Linked DNA regions of Mus musculus: region 2 is linked to region 1. The links are chromatin loops, found by intact Hi-C in ENCODE. Cell type or tissue: heart. All regions are shown on one strand. Each heading gives the region's core, and the rest is flanking DNA. Links, peaks and the distances in the headings are about the cores only. Region 1 has its middle 120 kb from the start of Gm36548. Region 2 has its middle 72 kb from the start of Gm36548.

What was found. Peaks named below come from ENCODE experiments on the same cell type or tissue, not always from the same donor. Only the 100,000 strongest peaks of a DNase experiment are listed, where the experiment ranks them.
Region 2: it touches region 1 in a loop (2.0-fold over the local background); 2 of 42 quality-filtered maps call a loop at or near these places.

Annotation. Positions count from the first base shown.
Region 1 is chr5:3,142,443-3,150,784 of GRCm38, reverse strand. No RefSeq gene overlaps it. Among named protein-coding and RNA genes, the nearest start is that of Gm36548, 120 kb to the left of the region's middle. In heart, for the core only: CTCF peaks have their summits at 3,798 and 4,015 (motif pointing left); no DNase peak of the experiment used is centred there.
Region 2 is chr5:3,193,749-3,202,090 of GRCm38, reverse strand. No RefSeq gene overlaps it. Among named protein-coding and RNA genes, the nearest start is that of Gm36548, 72 kb to the left of the region's middle. In heart, for the core only: no CTCF peak of the experiment used is centred there; a DNase peak (open chromatin) is centred at 3,510; H3K4me3 peaks cover 662 bases; H3K27ac peaks cover 878 bases.

The DNA.
Region 1 (8,342 bases), core at 161-8,160:
TACTTGTGATTTAAGAAGCATGTGCATGCTGCTCAGAAGGACCTAGTGGGAAAGATGACTTTCCAGTAATCAATACTAGAAATAAGTTTTTGTTGGCCTTAAAACACAACCTATGATTATTCTTCTGCTGACTTAACATCCATAACCGTACTGGGTTTGGCAACCATTAAAACGTTATTACCTTCCTTCAGCCACTGTTCATCTGGAGACGTCCCTCCCTTCCCCCAAAACAAACAAACAAACAAACAACCCCAAAAAGCAAGTTGTTAGGCACTTTGAGGTAGGTGTCTCTTTTGAGAGGCCAAAGGATACCCAACCAATTTGGGAGGAACCCAGGACCCAGGTTCATTTCTCCCCCGACTGCAGACCACTGTATGATGCTGTTATCTCCAGAGTCTGTACTGCCTTGGCAATCGGTCTCATGACATTCTAATCTACTTCACTGAGCCAAAGCTTTTAAAAGTCGATTTAAAACTTTATTTATTCAGTTGCACATGCATGGCTTAAACACCACCAAATGCATCCTGGAGTTGGACATGAGACATGACATCCCTGAGCAGTAAATCCCTTGAATGAGTACATTTTCTTCCCCTGTGGGTGTCTTCTTCTTGGCCATTGTCTGTCTTCTTTTCATGCCTGTCAGGCGGTGGCCATGACTGTGCAGTTATAAAGGTCAGTGGCCCAGCAGAGAGGTCAGGCCCCGCAGAAGGCGTGCTGATGAAGCCTTACAATGCACACTGAATATGTTAACTCTCTACCTCACTCCCAGGGCAGGCTACAGTTGTTTCCTGTGTGGTATGGCGTTCACCCAGAACTCTAAGGTATGGACCACTCCAGCCAGGCGTCTCCTAACCACAGCCTACAGAGTAAACACCTCTAGCTCCCCATACCACTGAATTCTTCATTTGATTAGTTCAGTCCTCACCAAAATGAAAGAAAATGTTTTTCTCTCATTTTCATAAATGACATGGAAGGTTTTTAGGGATTATTTATCATGTAGACAGTAAACCACACCATCCCGGCTGGCTTAGTTGGTAAAGTACTTGTTGGGTCAGCATGAGAACTTGAGTTTGATTCCCAGAACCCATCTAAGGATGTGAGGGATGGAACAATGAGCCTGTAATCCCAGTGTTGGAAGGCAGAGACAAGCACATCCCTGTGGTTTACTTGCCAGCCAGCCTAGCCTAATCAGCTATCAAAGAACAGTAAAAGATGCCCTCTGAAGTAACAAAACAAACAAACAAACAAACAAACAAACAAACAAAGCAATGTGGCTGGCACCTGAGGAACAACACTTGAGGCAGACCTCTTGCCTCCTATGTACACATAGGCATCCTTACAAAGAAAAATACCTATGAGCCTTGGTTCCTACCTCACCCCATATCAGTATACAAAGACTAATCAGATGATTCTGGACTTCATGGTAGAGAAGAGAGAGGAGGGAGGGGCCAGCAGGCAAGGCCGGCACAATCGCAATCCTAATCTTGAAAGTACACTGTAGTCCTGGGTACAAGGAACTGCCTGGTCCAGGCCCTTACTTCAGCACCCTGCCTCCCTTAATGTTTGTTAATATTCATTTTTAAAGACAGAGTAGTAGATTCCAGAACATCCCCTGTTAACTCTTTTCAGTACTCTCTTTTCTTCAAGATTCTATCTTTGAACTTCAAGGTTGGATCTATTCATATATATGTATATATATGTATGTGTATATGTATATAAAGCATACTCATCTTTAGGACAACTGAATTAAAACTGGAAAAAAGAAAGAAAACAAACAGACTTGAACACTGAAGCAACCTCAAACATCTCTTTATTTTGATGATATATTTTTGTAAAGAAAATAAATAATCATATGATCAGGAATGTATATAACTAAAAGAAATCAAGAAAAAATGACAGTATGCATTTTAAAAGAATTATAAATTATCAGTGCTTGGAATGGGGCTAAGGAAAGTGCTGAAATATAAAAAAAAAAGGAAATAATGTAGATTGTACCATTGTAAATGTTCACAAGTAGTTAAGCTTTAAATGAACAGGATTATTATGAATGAGTGTTAAGAAGGTCAGAGCCTGGCCTTCCGGTCTTTGCCCTGTGAGTATGGAAAGAAATACGGCAACCATAGGTCACTAGTCAACGGACCCCCAAAACTTGTGAATTTGATGCAAAATGACCATCCAGACACTGTTCCACCTGGGGATCCATCCCATAAACAACCACCAAACCCACACACTATTGCAGATACCAACAAGTTTTTGCTGACAGGAGCCTGATATAGCTGTCTCCTGAGAAGCTCTGCCAGTGCCTGACAAATACAGAAGTGGATGCACACAGTCATCCACTGGACAGAGCACAGGGTCCTCAATGAAGGAGCTAGAGAAAGCACCCAAGGAGCTGAAGGGGTTTGCAGCCCGATAGGAGGAACAACAATATGAACTAACCAGTACCCCCAGGACTCTCTGGGACTAAGCCACCAATCAAAGAAAACACATGGTGGGACTTGTGTCTCTAGCTGCATAAGTAGCAGAGGATGGCCTAGTCGGCCATCAATGGGAGGAGAGGCCCTTGGTCTTGGGAAGGTTCTATGCCCCAGTATAGGGGATGCCAGGGCCAGGAGGCGGGAGTGGGTGGGTTGGGGAGCAGGGGGAGGGAGGAGGGGATAGGGAATTTTCAGAGGGGAGACTAGGAAAGGGGACAACATTTGAAATATAAATAAAGAAAATATCTAGTAAAAAAAAAAGTAGGCTTTGTTTTTCAGCTTCCTCTGCAGTTCCATGTGAAGATTGGTAAATCAGTTTTTAATTGTATTATAATAAAACATAATTTGGATGGATATCTTGAAAAAATATATGTATCAGTTTTTGAGATTATAATTATTCCATTTTCCCTTCCCTTATCCCAAACCCTGCTATGTATGCCCCTTGTTCTTTTTAGGATTAATGGATTGTTTTCCTTAGTTGGACACTCACAGGCACGTGCACACATGCACATAAGCCCAGGCATGTGCACACTCTCACATCTCTGTGCATCAGGCCTTTAATGAGAGCTTCTTTCTCTGACAGCTCTGGAACTATTGGTTTACCTGAGATTGCTTGCTCCTCTCTGACTGGGAGTCTCAGATGCACACCCCAGGATGCTAGCGTGGTACAGTCCATATCTGCAGATGGCCTTCATCCTCACTGCAAGCCTGTCCTAAAGGAAATGGGATTATGCTTCACCAGCGGGATTTGGAATAGGAGCAACTTCCTGACTGATGGTTTCCTCCCATAGAATCTTTAAAATTAGAGTCGCTTCCTATTTTTCAATCTTTCCTTCTCTCTCTCTCTCTCTCTCTCTCTCTCTCTCTCTCTCTCTCTCTCTCTCCCTCCCTCCCTCCCTGCCTCTCTCTCTCTCTTTCTTTCTTTTTCAAGACTCTCCCCATGAATGTATATGCTCGTGTTGTTAAGAGGAGACAGCTTATTACCCACTCAAATTTCAAATTAGAGACAACTTAGAATACTTCAATTCTTTTCCGTAACAATTTAGCAGACAGCAAATGTCTTGTTCTTATCTCTTTTTTTTTTTTTTTTAAAGATTTATTTATTTATTATATGTAAGTACACTGTAGCTGTCTTCAGACACTCCAGAAGAGGGCGTCAGATCTCGTTACGGATGGTTGTGAGCCACCATGTGGTTGCTGGGATTTGAACTTCGGACCTTCGGAAGAGCAGTCGGGTGCTCTTACCCACTGAGCCATCTCACCAGCCCTTGTTCTTATCTCTTAAAGGACCCAAAAGTGCTTTAGCAAACTAAAGAAATAACAAGAAATATGTTTATGGAACAATAAATTATTGTCTATAAATAATATTATTTTCTCATTAGCAGCTATTTGAGAGAAACCCTGAAGGACCCCAAACTGAATTTGAAAAGCAAGTCTTTGCAGTGCTTACTGAAGATTGACACTATGATGCTGACAAATGAAGAAAAATATCAAGTATTACTGCCATCTAGTGACCACTTTGGGTCACCGCCACCATTTGCGGCAGCCCTGAACCTCACTCAGCTCTCACCCTCAAGTTCTGTGAATGGTTAAGTTGCCCAGGAAGGGTTGAGAGTCAGTTCACTCTTCCTGCTTTAAAAGTCAATCAGAGGTTACCAACGAGAGCCAATGAGAGACTAGCAAACAGATGCTGGTGTTTAAGACCTTTCACTTTTTGTTTCCTAATTGAATTTCATCTTGGTGACAGAATGTGATCGGAGTGGTAAATCGCTTGAGAGCTTATTGAAACTTCCTTTGGAAGTAAACGTGTGGTACATTTTTGTCACAGTTCTGTGAGCACTTGATGAACATACTATCTTTCTTTTTTCTACTTGTGTGTTTGTTTAAATTTTCATCTTACACAGCAAGTTTAAGTATTAATTGGGTTGCTCCACTTTTTCATAAGCTACGTTTATTCCTGACATCATTTTCTTCTGATCCAGATGATATAGACTTGTCCTCTCTAACTTTGATTCATCTCTTCTTATTGCACCGACATTTTTGCCCCTGTATTTAAAGTGATCGCCCCTGCCTTCAGGCCTTGTTTATCCACTACCAATTTCCCTACTATCGATTGTTTCAGGAAGGAATTTGTCTGGCCTCTGTCTCTCTGTTTCTATCTAACTTGCACGTGGGTGCACACACAAGTGAAGTAGAGTCCATGTTGGGCTCCCTCCATTACTCCCAGTTTTGCTTTTGACACGGGATCTCTCTGTAGGAGCTGAAGCTTGCCATTTTGACTAGACTGGCTGGCCAGGGAGCCCTTGGCATCCACTGTGTCTCTTCCCCCTGGGAACTGGGAATCAGTCATCATCACGGATGCAATGGTAAGCCCATGCCTGCTTTAAAAACTATCCTGCATTCTCTTGTCAGAAACTATATCTCAATAGTTTTGTTGCTTCCTCTTTGGTATTTAGCAAACAGAATATTTAGCGTTGTGTTACCGTTGGGTTTGACGTTCCTGTTGTCTTATGCACCTCAGGTGGATCATTCTTAGTTCCACATAGTATTCCACTCGTGTGTGTGTGTGTGTGTGTGTGTGTGTGTGTGTGTATTTTAAAGAACTTGTTTTTATTTATGTGTCCCTGTGTGCATTTGCCACATGTGAGCACTTGTAACATGGAGTTCAGAGGAGGGTGTCAGGCTCCTCAGAGCTGGACTTAGTTGTGAGCCAGTCATGTGGGTGCTGGGAACTGAACTCAGGTCCTCTGGATGAACAGCAAACATTCTTAACTGCTGAGCCATTTCTTCAGGCAGGTCCACATATTATGACTTTTGAGTATGTGAAGTCTACTCATTCTCTTGTCAAGAGATACTTATTTCTTACTTCAAGAGAGGCTGGACACCACTCATCCATTCCTTGGTGTACTCTCATGTGAGAACTTCCCAAGAAATTTTCATTGATCTTCCCTAACATCATCTTGGATCTCACACGCACTATTGTCTCGCCAGCAAGAACACACGCGTGAGAAACCGGATCCTTCTGCAGCAACTTTATTACACCAGTTTCAACATGAAGAGGAAGACCCCAAGCACCAAAAAGGCGCTGCTTATATACACCTTAGTGTGGCGTGTCCACACCTGATTGGCTGCTCTCCCAGAGCCTCATCACCATGCCCCGGGATGGGCCGTGACTTGGCACGAAAACACTCTCACACATGCGCACATTGCTTGTTTACCAATTAGGCCACGCAGGCACAGCGGAAACCGCTTCCCACACTTGGAAGATAGGGCATGCACAAACACTGACAATTATAATATCTCAAAGTTTCAGTTTGAATTTGAAGTGGCAAGTTATGTCCCTTTTCTCTTATAAATACTATCATTTTAAGATGCAATCACTCAAATATCAAGGCAGGGTGATGAGGGCTCCCACTAACAGGAAGAAACATGAAGACACACCTTCAGGGGAGTCTGAAATATTACATTCTCCCCTTTCCCCCTTAGACTCACGTTTCTGCACTTTGATCCTAATTTTTTTTTTTAAGATTTATTTATTTATTATATGTAAGTACACTGTAGCTGTCTTCAGACACTCCAGAAGAGGGAGTCAGATCTTGTTACAGATGGTTGTGAGCCACCATGGGGTTGCTGGGATTTGAACTCCGGATCTTCGGAAGAGCAGTCGGGTGCTCTTACCCACTGAGCCATCTCACCAGCCCCTGATCCTAATTCTTTTAAGCAATAATTGTATGTGTGTTTATTTGTGTGGCAGGAGGCCATGGGCACGCCACGACAATAATTGTATGTGTGTTTATTTGTGTGGCAGGAGGCCATGGGCACGCCACGACAATAATTGTATGTGTGTTTATTTGTGTGGCAGGTGGCCATGGGCACGCCACGACACTGCGAGGAGGTCAGAGAACCTTCAGGAGCCGCTTCTCCCTTTCTAGCATGTGGATCCTAGGTGTGCAGCTCTGGTGTCAGACATGCTGACAAGCATGGTAACTTGCTGAACATCCCTCGCACCTTCTTAATGAATTATATCTTAACACTTGAAAATAGTTCCTCAGTCTCGTTATAGTTCTATAACAAAGTATAAATGAAAAAAATTAAAACCCCCTCCACTCTGCAGCAACCCAAAGTCCTGAATGTTCAAGCGTCTTAGCCTGGATTGAGTTCGGAGGATTATTGGTGCTACTATGTGTTAAATGAATTGAAAATTCTAGCTTGTTCATATAAAAGATGCACAGTCTGGGCATTTGATTTACAAGCTGTGAGCCTAGATTGGGCAGGTTTTGGAGCTTACATCCCAGTCACATGTCCCTTTTCCTTGCTGTTTCTCCTGGCCACGTGCTCATGGTCAGTCTCCTTTCATGGCAGCTCCCTCCTCCTTCAGTCTCTTGTTTTCTTTCTCTCCTGTTTTTACTTGTAGCCCTGAGCCAGGTAACTGGAAAAAACCCACCTACCTCTATCTACTGCCAATTACAGGCTTTAGCTTTTTATTGACCGATTAACTTGGGGAGAGAGGTTACATAGCATCCCTTGATGTGAGAATCTTCTCATGGGGGCCACCAGATCTTGGGGTGTAAACTTTAGCATTTGAGTACAAGTAGCACCAGACCAATCCCCTACAACTATGAAACTGAGCAAAGCCATGCGGTTATTTTCATGAACATTTATTAGATATTAAAAATTTGGAAACATGTCAGGATGAAGTATATGTGAGCGGCCATTTGGACACCCATGTGGTCAGTGCTATGAAGAGGGGAGCATGGACCCATTTCACTTCTGCTGCTCCTAGGAACTCCTGTTTGCAAGACTGGTGGGTGGAAAGCACCAGTCTCACTATGTTTTGTCAATGATTTGAGCTCATGATAAGGAACACTGTTAAAATGTAATGTGTCATGTGACTTGAAGTGCTCTGGAGAAAGCACCCATCGGTCTCTGGGACCAATCATTGTGCAGATGCTGCAGCTTGTACTAGAGATTGACCCACTGCAAGAACAATTTAATGTCATAAAATTTCCCCCAATGATTAATATGATTAGGATTATTTTCCATTTTACTATCAGCAAATATTTAGATGGTTTCTGGGGAAATTATATGAAATTATATTTCATATAATTCCTGAGACAAAGAGCAAATGGAGAATTGCACCTGCTGTGCTTTGACTAGCGGGAAGACACACAGCGAGAGCGCACAGGGAGCCTCAGAGCAGCTTTGCCAGTGGCAACTTTGGATAGAGTGCCGCTGTTTCACATCTTAGAGACGTTACCACAAAGGCACAGCGTTAACTAACCCACGTGACAACCTGAATTTTCAACTCACAAAGTCTTTGTTAGCTAAATGAAAAAGTCTTGGAAAAAAGCATGTGTATGTCTAAAACTCGAGTAAACACATCAACATCTATTTCCAGGTGTGTTGTAAACAGCAGTGAAAGCATCAACAGATTCTAGAAACGGGCAGGAAAAGGCTGTGCGAGAAGGGTCACGTGACAGCTCTACCATTACAGCCATAATACAATAAATAAAAGGAAAGCAGAGTGGTCACAGTCTTTACTTATTCTGAAACAACAAAATGTAAAATGTGCTTTGTGTGAAATAGGAGTAAGAGAAGATGGGATTTCATTGGACAGAAAGGTGTGAAAAGCTGGAGAGATGGCTTCGTAAGTAGTTTGTGTAGCTCTTGCAGAGAACCTGGGCTAGGTTTCCAGCACACACTGGGTGGCCCACAACTACCTCTAGCTTCCTGATTCAGATGTCTCTGGCCTCCACAGATATCTGCACTTGTGAGCTCTTCCTCCTATCCCCCAAATACACAGAATTAAAAATGATAAGAACAAGTATTTAAAATGTGTGAGAATGTTACCCACGCCGTATGTGT
Region 2 (8,342 bases), core at 55-8,054, 51 kb before region 1:
GTCACCTGCATGCATGCACACCACAAACATACACACACACACACACACACACACACACACAAACAGACTACCCAGCCAGTAAAATGGTTGGCACAGGAGCAGAAGGACCTGGATTCAGATCTCCATCACCCATGTAAAAACTCAGGCATGGTGGCCCATATCTACATCCTAGAGCTGGGGAGGTGAAGACAGGAGAGCCCTGGACCTCACTGGCCAGATAATTAAACTGATCTGGAGAACTCCAGGGTCATTGAGAGACTCTGTTTCCAGTAAACAACATACCCCACACCCCTCCAAAAGCCAGAAAAACAAACAAACATACAAACAAATGCAAAACAAAAACAAACACAGGCAGAGTACAATGGGGGCAAGCACTCAATGTCAACCTTTGGACTCCACACACATGATACGCATGTTAGTCACTCAGGTTATCAATATTAAGCACCCAATAAATGTCCCTTCAATTAATGAAAAAATACACACACTTCATACTTTTTGACCATATTGTCAACTTCTACAATTTTGTTTTTTCCCTGTTAATGTTGGAATTGTATTACTCCCCAATTCATTATGGAAGTTCTGATGACATCACTGTGACTGACATCCACAGTGCACTTGCTCAAGAGGCTACATTTCTGGATAACCTATTTTATGTTTCAACACTCTTCAGAGTGATTCATTATTCTATTTGTGTCTCCCATCATGGAATGGGGGCATTTAAAACCCATTTGACACTTTATAATGCATGAAATTCGAGATATGATGGTGGTATTGAAAGGCAGATGCAAGATAGAGGTTTTTAAATCAATCTATCAGACCAAAGGGGAGTGTATTCTTCAACTGATATTACCCTTAAAAGCCACAAAACGTACCAAATTTAATGATGAGAACAAATTAGCTGAACCTTCATCAGTAAAACAATGATCTGAGGATAAGAAAAATAATTGAATCCACCACAGAAGACAAGTGGACTTGGGGTGCTGAGAGGGATGATCAGAAGTTTTCCATTGAATTTTTAAGTGACTCGTGTGTGTATGTGTGTGTGTGTGTGTGTGTGTGTGTGTGTGTGTGTGTGTTTTGTATACATGTGCGGCTGGAGAGATGCCTCACAGGATAAGAGCATGTAGTGAACTTCTAGAAGATCTAAGATAAATTCCCAGAATCCATGTCACAAGGCTCATAACCACCTTTAACTGCATCTCCAGGGAATATGAAAATCTCTGACCTCTCTACATGCACCTATACTCACATGTGTACAACCACACAAAGACAAACACATGTACACTGATTAAAAAATAAATAAATTAAAAAAAAAACAGATTTGGGAGCAGCGACAGTCTTTTCCCAAGAGGGATGACTCTAACTATTGCATATTCTTTGCTGTTACAGCTTATCCATCTTGGCTCCTGTCCTTACTGTGTGGCTTCACAGTTTTAACAATGACTCCATCCAAAGGTCTCCCCTTCCTCATGTTTCTAAATTTCTCAGTGCCAGAATTATCTGCTTGTTTCTTGGTTTGGGTCTGGTGGACAGAATGATCAACATTAAGTGTATCTGTAAATCTCAACTGCCTACTCTGGGGTTCTATGCACAAGCCTGAACCCATGGCTTATGCAACCATGAACTGGATAGATTATGCATGCCCTCTATATAATACCTATGATAAAACTTAATTTAAAAATTAGGCGCTAGCAATCAGCCACAACTACTACAAATAAAATAGAACAAATGTATGAATTATTTTGGGAATTTTCCATTCAATACTTTCTGTCCACAGATTACTATGGGTAACAAAGGGCATAGAGAACAAAGACATGAACAGAGGTGACTACTTGTATAGCAAAGTCCTGTTCCACAAGCTGGGTGACTACTTAGTCTGTGAGCCAGGCTAAAGCCTAAAATGCCCTGCTCTGATTAATAAATCCCTTGGAAGTTCTGAATATGCTGTGCAGCCAGCGTGTCTGATCTGTCTGTGCTCTCTGATAGAATAATTCTTGATTCTGGCAGTCCATTGAGTTAAAGTGGGGTCAACAGCCTGTTTATAAAGAAGGACAATATTTTACATCATCAAGGCTGGGAAATAGCCACAGACATTGAGTGGTTTGCTTTCTAGTCTAGTTCCTATGAAGACAACATGTCTGCAACCCAAGGATGGCACCCTTAGTAATTTATTAAACCTATGCAAAGAAGGATGCTTTTTCCCTGTTTGCATTCTTTTGTTCAGTATTTCTGGAGCCCCAGTACAGTGAGCATGCTGGTAATCAGTTCAGGAGGCTGAGGCAGGAGGATCTTGAGTTGGAGGTAAACATGAGCTATGTAGCAAAATTGTCTCAAAACACTTAAAACCACAAAGCCATTTTAAAAAACCTTTCTAGGTCTACATGTAACATCCAAAGCCCTTTTCTAAGATAATGAACAGAGTCTCCTGCATTTTCCCTCTGTTACCCACAGGTAACACAGCTTCTCAGGGTTGCTCTCTGCAGTGTCTCATGCGATAGGGACACACTACACAAATGAAGGCTGTGTAGTGCAACATGTCAGGGCACCAAGAGAACAGAATGGTGGCCTCCTAGAATTCAGAGGTTTCTGGAAGTGATGTACCTTGTACAAGAATCCCAACTGTTCACAGAGCCTGGGTTTCATGGAATGCCTCTTTGGAATGATTTTCCCCTCAGTGGCTGCAAGAGCTGAAATCTGTTATACACCCCCGCCCCCCTCCCCCGCCCCCAAGTTTGGGTCAATTTTCACCCATCTAAGACAGGGTGGCAACTCTGGTTTGAATGCCATTTCATGCCTGATAAAATTTCACTAGGCATTTTAACTTTTAACTTCTTTTATTGACTTACTCTGCAGATGGAGAGAAATGTTTAGAAAGAGGGGAAAAAAACTTTCAACGGGGATTTAGTGAAGTCATGTTTCAGTAGAGGAAGGAAATGCCATTGACTCTATTAGAGCTGCCTAATGTTTTCCACAAACTCTAGAAATAGTGCGTTGTGTCTTGGTGACCCACAATAGCAGCTGACTGCCTGCACATGATGGAAATTCTATTTAGGTTTGCTAAAAATTAACTATTTAATCCCCTGCTGTCTGTGCCATACTGGATCTTGTGTCTGATTTAGTCTATCCCACTGTTTTCAAAGCAACCAAAAGTTATTTCCAAGTAGGTTAAGTGTTCTGAAGCTTCCCGTGGAAGTGCTGCGAGGGATGGAGAGAGGTTATGCGATCTGTGCCCTTGCGTATAAAGGGTCCTAGATGCTGGTGGGAAGGTTGCGTCAGCTTCTTCCCTGTGTTCCTTTACCTGCCTTCACAGCAACTGAACCTAGCTAGAAGACCTCTTCCTTCCTTGCTCCCGCTCGGCCATCCCTTCCCTCTGCCTGACCTTATCTGGCCTGTTGGAGTTGTGATAAGACAAAAGGGGAAGTGTTTGATTGCTGGAGCACACCCTTTGGAGTGGGGCCAGAGAAAGAGTTCGTTAAGGAAAGTGAGAGGCCTGCCTGAGTGTGAGAAAAACAGCAGTCTCAGAGGGGGGAGAATTATCATGGGGCAGAATGCAGAAGTGCCTGCGAAGGTCTGCAGGGCAGAGTTCAGAAGAGAGCTTGCCAAAGGAGCCTTCTCTGAAGATTTACTGCCGCAGCCACAGCTGACAGAGAAGAGGATCAGGAGGAAAGAAGTTCTGTCCTGACTAGCTTCACAGGAAGTCTGCAGGCTGCAGGGCTGGGAGTCTCTGACAGGCCAAGGAGCAGGAGCGCTCTCAGCCTGCAGCTTGGGGAGAGAGGACTTCCAGTTTGTTTTTAAAGAGACCCCCTTCCAAGCAGCATTTGTGATGACTCGGCACAGATGTCTCCAAGCAGAGAAACTACTCTCCAGGCAAGATGTTCCCGGTCTGTCCAGACCCATCCATCCCCACGGGCACCACGCCTCCCCCGCCCCCAACAAGCTCAGGTATATTCCTGTAGCCTTCAGGCTCTTGGTTGAGAGGACCCCGACCATCGTGGAGGTCTGATTATGTCTGTCTGTCCTTTACCTAGTATGTTGGGCCTAGTCCCTAAAGGACAAGCAGACAGATTCCCGATCTCCATCATAAGCTATAAAGCAAGGTTCTAGGGACAGTTGTGCGGACAGATGTCTCTAATGACATCTTATTTGCAGCACACAGATCTGAAGTACTTTTACCCAACTCCCCTACTCCCTGCATAAGAAAGAATATTCTCTAACTGGGTTAGACCATTGTGATAATGCATGTTATTGTAGCTGTCAAAGCCAACACTTGACTGATTCAGAAACTAATACATAGGTAATACACCTACATGAATCCCGCGTACAAACTAAGCCAATAAGTACAAGGAGAGGATCCTAACTGGCAGTCTGTAGTATCCACAGCCACCTTTTACATGAGGATGCCTTTGAGCTTTGAGATCCACCCCGACCACATCAAACTTAAGACTTTGCACATGATAGGTAAGTTCTTTAACACTGAGCTACATCTTTAACCTGAGACCATGCCACTTTTAATAGCACATGCATGTCCTTTGTGAAACGACCTTCAATTTTGGGAACTACACGTGTGCATTCCCATCTGGTGTTTTCTCCCAGTCTCAGTGGAGTAACAGTGGGTTATGGAGACCTCAAAAGACAGAAAAGAAGGAATTATATCTGTCTTGGCTTGTCGTCTTTACCTTTGGGTTCTTTCTCCTAAGGGACCCCCTGACTTCTAGATGATGCTAACTCCTTTGGGTTTGGGACTAGTTAGACCATTTGATATAGGAGACACCAGAGGTCCACCAGCGGGCAGGACCAAAGATGATCAAGGGCAGTACAAGCCATTATAGGAACTTCAAATGGCTAAAATAACCCAACAGTAAAGACCGAAGACTAAAGCGGAGTTGAGCTAGCTTGCAGACTTGAACAGAGATTCTGGGAAGTGTTATGGTATCAAATTCTAGAGCAGTGTCTATTCCTGGAATTTTTTTTTTTTTTTTTTTGATGGCAGAGGTGAAGTCTCGAGAGTTTGACTGGACTTTGTTTGTTTCTGTGGCAGTGTGATAAGAAAGTCTGAATAAATGGCTGTTTAACAAAATATAACACAATGCGCTATTAGACTGTAGCTGTTGTAGTATTTGGGTATTGACCGTTATGAGTCAATTGAATCTAAAGAAGCTTTTAGGAAAATATGCTGGGGTACACAATATCATCAAGTGAATTTACCTAAATAGTTTTTTTGTGCATTATGTGTGTGGGAAAGGAAATATGATATTTTGGAAGCTGTTTTGTTTTAATTTCCCAACAAATTAATCCTTCCTTCTAAGATTCTGATTGGAGGATACCACACAAGAGGCTTAACCAGATTACAAATATGTGTAAATCCGACCCAGGTGACCTCCCCCTAGAGGGAACTTGTAGCTCACTTCTTTAGATCTTTATCATATGTGATTTCCTCTTAAATCATTTGCCTACTTTACCTTCCTTTTCAGGAAACAAAATAAGAGCCCAAGACTCCACAAGCAAAACAAGAAATATCCCTAGTGATTCATTTTAATCTCCTAGATTACTTAGAGGAACATAATACATACTATTCATGAAGCATTTCCTCCTACTTTTTAAATAGGAAGCTACAATATTTGTGGGCAATCCTCAAGTTTCATTGTGCACCATTAACCACTGTGAGATGTGTGTTAAATGCATCCCTGGCCCAGGCCTTCTGGTATACCATTCTGGGTACTCATGCTCTAGTTGGTAGCTGTGGTTTCTCAAGGCAGCACAGTGGCCTATGTTTTACAAAGATGAAATCTCTTCCTGATGAATGTGTGATATTATTTGTTTGTTTTATTTGATTATTTCCACATAAAGATGGTGCATTTTAAAAAATCCTACATTGGAATCTCGGGAATATCATCATATAAGTAGGAGGGGGCAGCAGGGCTCACAGCCACTGTGCTTTGTGCCTTTGAGAACCTCATTGCTATTCAGCCATTCTGATGGAGGCCACCATGTCTATGGTGCCTGACCATGTCACCTAAGCATATGCGCTTTCCTGCTGGGATGGATATTCAGCTAATGACTGGTTATGATAGTGTTGGGGGCAAGAAGCCTTTTCATTCTTTTCCCTTGCTATACCAGCTATTTTACATCATAGCCCACAGGTGGTGAGTTCCCTCCTTAGGTACTTTCTAACATTGTAGACAATGTTAGGAATGATATTATGTTCGAGAAGTGACGTCCATGTTTGTAATATACTGTACTTTTTACCTAGAAACTTGTATACTATAAACTACAGATTCTTTTTTTAACCCTCTGCTTTCATCAAGCCTATGTGCTATTTTGATCCATCATTGAGTCCACTTGTGAGCAGCAGGACAAAGCTGGGTGGAGGAGTGAGTGGACTAGTTTCTAGTTATCAATGTTTCACCACTAGAAAGCCAAGCCAGAGAAACACAGCCATCATCAGGGTGTGGAGAGTCAGGGGTTGGGGAAAAAGAGGAAGGCTGGAGTGTCAGGAAGCAGTAGGCTGACAAGGAAGGAAATGAGTTAGATGCATGAGAGAGTCTAAGTCATTTCCATGACTCTATCTGGGATTCTTCAGCTTCATTTTGCTAACACAAAGCCCAAACCCCAGATAATACAAGCCTTTGTGGGTCACGTTTGGACATTCAGGGCATCTAGTTCTTTTAACTATCTAATCAAGATCTATTGCAGCATGTGGATTTTATCTTAATATTCTAAAAAGTCCTGGGGTACCTAATGGCCACTCACCTCAATATCTTTGAGCATTCTTGCTGTAGCTTCTCTGTAGCTATCATATGCCTTGAAAGCACTTAAGGGACCACATTGGCCAGGATGTGCTACCCTCATTCACCTGCTCGTACTCAAGGTGCCAGGGTAGAGAGCATCACCCAGAGCTCTGAAGGTGACAATGCTGCTGTGTCCTCTACACTGTCATTGAGAAATTCTTCTTCCTAGCCAGTGTCAGCCTTAGTCTTGGAGTGTCGAGCAGTGTCTTGTCTCCTGTCTGATAAATCTCCTCTGGAAAGGTGAGGTTTGTTTTGTTTTGTTTTGTTTTGTTTTAATCGCTGTCTGCCTTTCTTCATGTAGCTCTATTGCACTGCTAGAACCTCTCACACATACATTAATCCCTACATTATTCCTCCCTCTTTTTGAGTCTTCAGACTCAAACCTCATGCCAAACCTCTGGGAGACCAGTTCTACTGCTGGTTAGACAGGCGTAGAATGTCTCTGTCTCAAAGAGGGACAAACACCTTGTTTTGGTGTTGGTGTTTTGGTATAAGCTTTAATGGGTTTGAAGATTTATTACCTACATAGAAAGCTTGACACACTTAACACACAAGAAGAATCCATTTCCTTGCCCATGGCTTTCTCAAAAAACTGGGGAGCAGCCAATGTGAGCAGCTGAGTAACTTCAAAGTTGGTAGATATATGCATACATATAGTGTGCATAAATAATATACAATATAAGTCATTTAATATATAATAATAGATAGTTATTTATTATATATCTTATATTTATATGTATAATAGAATTCTTAGGACTATAGCATTTCCTTCACCAAGTTCAGGATTTGATTATCAGCCTCCAAAAATAAACGTGTAATCAAATCTCCTGAATTAATTCCAAAGTTACTTTCAGTTAGAAAGAGTAAATAATAAATAATGAATTACCTTTGACCTGAAATGGGCTTTCTTTACACAGTTATGAGTAAATGAGATCCCAGTATTAACTTGTTTTTTTTTCTAGTAAATACTCTTCTCTCTATCTTGGGAGAAGAAAATGCCAAAAGTATCATGTCAATCAATAGGGTTCTGCTGTCAAAAACACAGGAGAACACTGCTAAACAGGTAGAAGACTTAAAGAGGAAGCACAAAAATCCCTTAAAGAATTGCAGGAAAACACGACCAAACAGGTGATGGAATTGAATAAAACCATCCAAGACCTAAAAAGGGAAGCAGACACAATAAAGAAAAGCCAAAGTGAGGCAACGCTGGAGATAGAAAACCTAGGTCATATATTAGCTATATGACCTTGGGGGAAGTTCCTTTAAGTCTATAAGCCTTAGTTCCTGGATCTGTCAATGGAAATAAACAGATAGCACTGACATGAAGGCCATAATATATGAGATATCTAGTTAGACCTCAGCCATTTTTAAAAGTCCTTCAAAGTCACCCTGAGTGTGCACATACATGCTTGTTCTCTTCCTATCAGAAAAGCAAAAGAAAGACAGATTCTGCCTTCCGGTCCCTGCCAGCACCGGGGTAGCTTGGGCGCGGAGTCTGCTGACACCTGCAGGCTACCCACAAGACCCTCCACGGGATCTTAAGAAATCTGGTGA